Linked DNA regions of Homo sapiens: all the other regions are linked to region 1. The links are chromatin loops, found by intact Hi-C in ENCODE. Cell type or tissue: IMR-90. All regions are shown on one strand.

What was found. Hi-C counts contacts between places; a loop is a spot of excess contacts. Peaks named below come from ENCODE experiments on the same cell type or tissue, not always from the same donor. Only the 100,000 strongest peaks of a DNase experiment are listed, where the experiment ranks them.
Region 2: a loop joins it to region 1, with 5 times the contacts of the local background. A loop is called at or near these places in 8 of 110 quality-filtered maps.
Region 3: a loop joins it to region 1, with 6 times the contacts of the local background. A loop is called at or near these places in 12 of 110 quality-filtered maps.

What each region holds. Positions count from the first base shown.
Region 1 is chr2:120,674,761-120,677,260 of GRCh38, forward strand. No RefSeq gene overlaps it. Among named protein-coding and RNA genes, the nearest start is that of GLI2, 60 kb to the right of the region's middle. In IMR-90, a CTCF peak has its summit at 955 (motif pointing left); no DNase peak of the experiment used is centred here; H3K27me3 peaks cover 930 bases.
Region 2 is chr2:119,752,134-119,754,633 of GRCh38, forward strand. All of the region lies in intron 1 of LOC101927764 (a long non-coding RNA gene), which reads right to left. Among named protein-coding and RNA genes, the nearest start is that of PTPN4, 6.5 kb to the right of the region's middle. In IMR-90, a CTCF peak has its summit at 1,403 (motif pointing right); no DNase peak of the experiment used is centred here.
Region 3 is chr2:119,701,711-119,704,210 of GRCh38, forward strand. It overlaps a transcript of TMEM177 not described here. Among named protein-coding and RNA genes, the nearest start is that of TMEM177, 24 kb to the left of the region's middle. RefSeq lists enhancers at 1-163, 164-769, 1,377-1,981. In IMR-90, a CTCF peak has its summit at 1,309 (motif pointing right); no DNase peak of the experiment used is centred here.

The DNA.
Region 1 (2,500 bases):
GCACCTCTCATGCTGATTTCCACAGAGGGCGAGGCTGTGCCGGCCAGAAACGTGGGTCTAGGATGCTTGGCAGATGCATTCCCTGTTGTAATTCATGGAATTCTGGAAGCCCTTGGGCCAGCAGGTGACACGGTGCCTTCCTCCAGGGCGCCTGCAACACTCACCTTGACCGATGGTTTTCCCTTGCGACCTGTCTGGCCCTGCCTTCACAGGGTGTCCAAAGGAGTCAGGCACCAGCACCCCCTCGAGAGAGGGCCACCACGTGTCAGAGGCTGGCATGCACCGTGGAGAAAAATGAGATGAGAATGAAGTTGGGGGTGTGAGGACTGCATGTTCAGTGATATCGTGTGATCAAAGGAGATGCCTGCGACCATTTAAAAAGGGGACTTCCCGCTTCTGATAGGACCCGGGACCATTCAGGGGGTTTCATTCTTATTAAATATTTTTGCCTTTTTCATAAAAGGCACTCGCCCACAGAGGGGTCTGTAAAAAAATCAATTCTGTCCGGGCTGCTAAGTGTAAGACGACCCCCTTACTGTCCTTTAAAAGCAAGGAGCTTCTCTTTATCACATATAGTCAGGCCCTGACTCACTTCCCAAGCCCAGTCTGAACCAGGCCAGGCATGGGGGAAGCCGGCGGGTGCAGGGGAGTGGAGGGAAAGGGGAGAGCCGGCCCCAGGAACCTGGTGACAGTGGGGACGGCCGCCCTCAGTCATGCCCGCTCCTTCCCTGGGCCCACGTGACCATCCTTCTCTGTGAGCTCGAGGACACCCCGTCAGCCCCACGGGGTGCGGCTTACCAAGAAGGGGGTGGACACCCCTGCGTGGCAGGCACCGGCCTGTCCCTGCTGCCATACCCAGGTAATGACCGAGACAAGAATAGTCTCGGTAGAAGGGAGGGAGGCCGCCAGACAGCCCAGCCGAGGCCAGAGCCGGTTCTTGGGGAGTAACACCCCCCTCTACCGGCCACCTCGGACTTTACAGGCAGGAATTGCAGAATCCGTTGCATTTTCACAACAATAACTGAGACGTGCAAACCTCTCCTCCAGCTCCCGCAGATTGGAAAGGATGAAAGCGAGGATGGCCTGACCCACCCGCTTTAAGGAATTAGAAACTCAGTGTAAATCCCCAGGGGCATGTCGACACCCCAAAGTTCATCAGGAGGAAAGGAACCCCCATTTTAGACAAAGAGGCCAGAGCTTGTGCAGAGGGAGTGGCCCAGAGGTCGACAGTATCTGGGAGCATGCTTAGCCGGGCCCTGTGGACACACATTTGGACCTACGCAAAAGTTATCTTTGCTTTGCCAAGGATCTCTTTAAATTCTGAGTCTTTTCCCAAGAAAGCAAACTTGACTCCGACCAAGCCTCCAAATCCAATGACCCGTTAAAGAAAAGACAGGGCAGGGGGATGGGTGACGCTCCACTTTGCAGGTTCAATCAGCAAAGTCCCAATGGTAGGAAGCTCCACAGGACAGACTGCCAGTTTCTCCAACAACTCAGTGACACAGGGGAAATGGAAGCGTGGAGGGGAATATTTGGATTAGAAGAGACTTTAGGGTGGAGTGATTCCTAGATTATATCGTTAAATACAAAAGCAAAGTGCTAAAGAATATCTGTAACATGCTACTTTTCATCGAAGGAAGAGGGGAAGGAAAATAAAATATACGAAACCTGTTCTTTTGTGAAGAAGAAACAGAGGAAGGATAAATCAGAAACCAATAAGACGGGTTGCCTGTCGGGGGTGGTTCCTCGAGGGTGTGGGCATAGGTAGGAAAAGGGTGGATGATGGGAATGACACAGAAGAATTAGAGGGAGTGACACTGTGTATACCTTTTGAATCGTTCTGACTTTTAGAATCATGTGCATATTTCATGTACTAGATTAAAAATTTTTTTTAATGAGAGGAAACCCAAAATAGAATACAAACAGAAATAAGTGGCACTAATAGTTTTACAAATGATTTATATACTTCCACTGAAAAGATGGGGGAACTAACCTAAGAAACTTTGGAAAACAGTGTTTTTATTGCATCCTCAAAGGCTAAAAATGAAAAGACGTATATACACATATCATACCATGACTAGTTGGTCAATTTTTCACAAGGGTATGGGTCACTGATTCTGAAACTATTTTACATGCCTTCTGGAACTGAGCAAATCAGTCAATAGATGATGGATAAGGAGATCAAAGATACACCAAGACGGAGAACCCTGTGATACTGGATTAGAATTAGGGGTGTCAGTAAGAACTCGTGGTTTTTAATGTGTATACAGGTGTGTGTGTGTGTGTGTGTGTGTGTGTGTGTGTGTGTGTGTGTATTTCCTAGTCTAGCTGCTGGGAGTGCCTAGAGGTAATGAGAGCCTGGTGGCAATGAGCACAGCCAGCACCCAGATCTTGATTTCTAAACACCAGTCTCAATACAACAAACCAGGGCTTCCAAGAGAAACAGCTCGTTCCAGGGCCAGGTCAGAGAAAGGACAGGAGGAGTCGGCAGCATCTCTTG
Region 2 (2,500 bases), 920 kb before region 1:
CATGCATCAGTTGGGCATGAGTATTGTCATCACTAGAGGGAGATGCTCCATGGTGGGGCTGGGAGAGATCTCTATTCTATGTTCCCTAAATAACCTTCTCATGCCTGGAGACCTCCATATTGGAAAGAGGCTGTCATTATAGCAAACATCAGTATCTGGTCCCTTCCAAAGGCATATTTGCTTTAAAAAAGAGAGTGATTTTACTTTATAACCAGTTTCTTAAAAACAGTTTAGCATATGGACAGTGCCAAGTACCTGATTAATGTGTGTGTTCTGAGAAGATCAAAATTTGGGCTCTGTAAAGCCAAGGACTAGGCTCTGGGCCCTGGTGGCTCCATGGGGCTCTGCCACATGGAAGGCACTAACTAAGAGGTCAGCAGGCCTCCTCTTTAAATGCAATAAGAATGATTTGTGTGTCCTGCTACTACGGTTACTTGTGTGTTTTGCATCTCCTCTGTCTTCTCCTTGCCCCCATCTCCATCTAGAATGTAACATGGAGCAGTGTGACTCAAAGTGCCATGCTGTAAATGGTTTGTCACTGGTCCAAAACAAGATAAATCCAGAAACTGAGAGTAAGAGTTAGAACATTTTAGAGAAATTTGACAGAGTAATTAATTTCTGTTGAATCTGATAAAATATTGGAGTTTGCTTTTTATTATGCTGTATGTCTTTGTTTTTTCATTTCATTTTATAGTAATTCATTTCTACAAAAATATTGGTCCATGGTGAATTGGTCTTTCACCCCAGATAGTTTGAGAAGTACCAATATAGAGGGTAGGGATCCCTGTTTTACATTGATGGTGTATGACATTCAGTGCCTTTCCAAATGTTAACCTGGCTGCACAGTAGAATCACCTTGAGAGCTGAAAAAAATAAATCTTTATATCCCTCTATAGAGAGAAGCTTCAGCTCCACCCTCACCAATTAAATGAGAAGTGAGGTGGGATTAGGGTGTGTCAAGGGCATCTGCATTTACTAAAAACTTCCTTGGTGTTTCTAACTTCCAGCCAGGAATGAAATCCTTAATGTGGGTGGTATCCAATCAATGACCACAGGTTGAATGAATGACTAAAACATGTCAGCCAGCCAACAACAGGTGTTTATTACACAGCTGACGGTGCTGTACCAGGTGCTGAGTAACACATTATAAAGTCATGAAGCTTAATCAAGATTTTCCAATCTGATGATAAAGCTCCTATTACAAAACCAATACAAAACAAAGGGCACAGATTAATAAACCTACAATATTCACCCACAAATAAAGTAACATTTATGCACTATGGATGGATGAAGCCCAACTCTCTCTCTGTCTCTCAAAAGCAAACAGCATATTCAATAACATGTCACCTAATGGGAAAGAGATTTCCTTAGGCTGGTGTCTCCCCGTTGGTCAAAGAATCCACTAGATGTCACTCAAGGTCCCTCAAGGTTCCCTTTCACAGACTGCGTGGTCTTTAATTTTACATCAGATCATTTTCCTCACCAAACTTTGTCCCCACAGTCCAAGGCTCCTAATGGAAACCATGCAAAATGTAAGGCACAGAACATGCTGGTTGTTTGATCTCCTTCCATGGCTTTCCGTAGTACTCTAGGGCCACACCATTCATGCATCTATTCAAGAACAGTAACTGAGGGCTGATGTTCTACGACACATTAGTTTAAGCTGCGGTGGAATCATGATGAGTGAAAATAGCCTTGGTTCTGTCCTCACGGAGTTTACAGTTTAATCTATGAAAGCACTCTTCATTCTAATTTGTGTTGTTTATTTATTTATTAGTTCTCCCTTCAGACCAGAAGCTCTCAAACTTTTTTGGCCGCCACATCCAAGTAAGAAAGAGATTTTATATTGCAATTTATATTCACACAAATGCTCAAACACATAACCAAAGTTAAAGTTTCACAGTACAATGCTTATCTTCATGTTGTGTGATACACTCTGATATTTTCTAGTCTATTCCAGTTCCTTTTTTTTTTCAAAATGCTAGTCATGATCCACCAAATTGATTTCACAATCCACTAATAAGTCACAATCCTAAGAATAAAAAATACTTGACTAGAGGGCAATGGTAACCTCTTGTGCCTAGCAAATAGTAAATGAGCAATATATTTTTTTAAATGAATGAAAATTATGAGGACTAATTTGCATTAATGTTTACATTAAGAAGAAATAGATACAGATTAAGTGGTTTATAATATGTATAATCAGTGTCCTAAGAACACATTTCTATATACACATTACATTCTATATACGCAATTATAATGGATAATTTTTTTCAGATAATCTATACCAGCTATACTAGGTACACTATATATGCTGTCAATGTAATTTATTATTTCAGTCACAATCAAGGACTCACATATTTTAAATTCACATAATTAAAAATATGTTCATCTTGGAAAAAGAAGTCATAAGCAGCAATGAACTCTTTCAGATATTAAAACTCATTATAAATTCCAATAGTAAAAGAGCCTGGGATTAGAGACCACAGCAACAGAATAA
Region 3 (2,500 bases), 970 kb before region 1:
CTGGGCGGGAGACCGGGAGTTTTATTATTACTGAAGTCAGTCTCTATTATTACTAAAATCAGAGTTTTTAAAGATAATTTGGCAGATAGGAAGGCTTGGGAAGTGGGGAGTGCTGATTGGTCAGATTGGAGAGGGAATCAGAGAGGATCAAAGTGAGCTTTTCTTGCTGTCTTCTGTTCCTGGGTGGGACAGCAGAACAGGTTGAGTCAGATTACCGGTCTAGTTTCTCAGCTGATCCATCCAGTGCAGGGTCTGCAGAATATCTCAAGCACGGATCTTAGGTTTTACAGTAGTGATGTTATCCTCAGGAGCAATTTGGGGAAGTTCAGACTCTTGGAGCCGGAGGCTGCATGACCCCTAAACTGTAATTTCTAATCTTGTAGCTAATTTGTTAGTCCTGCAAAGCCAGGCTGGTCCCCAGGCAAGAACTGATTTTGTTTCATAGCCAAACCATGAACTGAATTCCTTCCCAAAGTTAGTTTGGCCTATGCCCAGGAATGAACAAGGACAGCTTAAATGTTAGAAGCAAGATGGAGTCGGTTAGGTCTGATTTCTTTCACTGTCATCATTTCCTCAGTTATAATATTGCAAAGGCAGTTTCACCAATGTAACAAGTGAAGGGGTCCCACCATCAGGAATGTGGGGCCTCTCATGGGGACTCCTTGGCTGCTGGCTGCTGGCTGCTGGCTGCTGCCCAGGAACATCTCAGCAGTGAGTGAGATGGTGCTTATGAGGACAGATGACAAAGAGGATTGGTGGCTCCTATGTCTTGGCACTACATAAGAGTTCCTTTGTTCACCCACCTTGCTCTAGGACATAATCCCAGGGAAAGGGCAGGAGAGAACCCTGAAATGACTAAAATTAAGTTACTACCACTTTTTGATGGAATTGGAGTTCAAAATAAAAATGTAAAAATTAATGCAAAATAAAGTTACTTTTCTTATTCACCTGAGTCAGAGACAAGCAAAAATGCCATGGGATCAGGGGAAAAGGGCATAAAGATTGCACTGGGTGGTTGGGGAGTGTGATTGCAGAAGGCTTCCTGGAGGAGGTGAGGCTGAATTGAACATTTTAAGGTTCTTGATATGTATGCCGATTTAAATTTCCAATAGTGTCAGACCTCCTGCTCTAACCAAAACAGTCCTCTATCCCAGGGATGTCATCCCTTGGATGCTCAAAGCCCTGTGGGAACTTCTCAGGGGGCTGGTACCAGAGCCTGGGTGCATACTATCCTCAGAGTGGCCAATTCCTGTGACCGGGCAGGAGCCCGCTGGGCACTGTTTCCCGCAGATGCCCTATCTGGCCAGCAGGGGGAGCAAGCTCACCGTGGCCCAGGGCGTGGCCGGCTCAGCAGGAGCCCCCGGGAGAAGGGCCGGTGGAAGCCCAGAGAGCTAGGAGCGCCTCCTCGCTTTACTAGCCTGCTAGGGAGTGGCACCTTTGTCACCGTTAGACTTTTATCCCTCAGCCCTCAGCCCTGGGCCCAGCCCTGCATTTTCCTCTAGAACAGTTCTTTTGGGTGCTACTCCTGACTTGTAACTGGACAAAGAAAGTAGGAGTTGATGGCACATCATGGTTTCCAGGGACCTCTTGGGACAGCTGGGAGCGAGGCTGGGCCTCTGGGGTTTCTCGCCTGAACTCTCCAAGCCTGTGGCCTGTGGAGAGGCCCCATCCACTGAGTCATGTAAAATGGCAGATGTTGACAAATAATTATGGGCAAAGATGCCCATCACACTCATTGAGCAGGGGCCATTCCAAATGTCCCTTCATACTACTACTGATAATAACTTGTAGTCCCACCGTATGATGAAATGTCATTTAGCAGTTAAAAACCCTGGCGTCCAGGGATATTTAATGACATGGGATAGTGCTCACATATAATGTGGATGTTTTTCTCCATTCGTTCTTCCAGAATCATGCTCTGCCCTGCCCCGCACCCCAGGAGGTTGGTCCCATGCTCCGGATCACCCCGACTCCCTTCCCCTCTGGCTCCAAGCTGGATTCAGCCCACAGGAGACACCAGCAGAAGATGGAAGGCTGGGAGGAGAGGCTGGGATCTGTCTCCTCCACTCTCTGCCTGTCTCAGGGCCTCCAGGACTGCAGCTTCCACTGGGCAGCCTCCCCTTGATCCTAAGGGTGGTAACAGCTTCCTGCTATTGCCAGCTGCTGGGTGCCTCAACATCCTTTGTTGGTTTCCTTAAACTTGTCCACATCTCTGTAAATCATCCTTTACTAAATAGCCCTTCATCTGAAGCATCAGTATGAATGCCATTCCTGCCAGGACTCTGACCAATGCACATGGTAAGTGAAAAGAGAAAAATACAGAACTTTGTATTTAAAAAAAGGCAGATACTTTATCTGTATTATTTCACTAAACCCTCACAGCAATGCAGTGGAATGCAGCCGAAAGGAGTGTTGACACCAGATTCAAATTTAGAAAGCATTTGAAAGCATGGTCTAATAATGTCTCCATGGAAGAGGAAGAACATGCTGACAAAGGAAG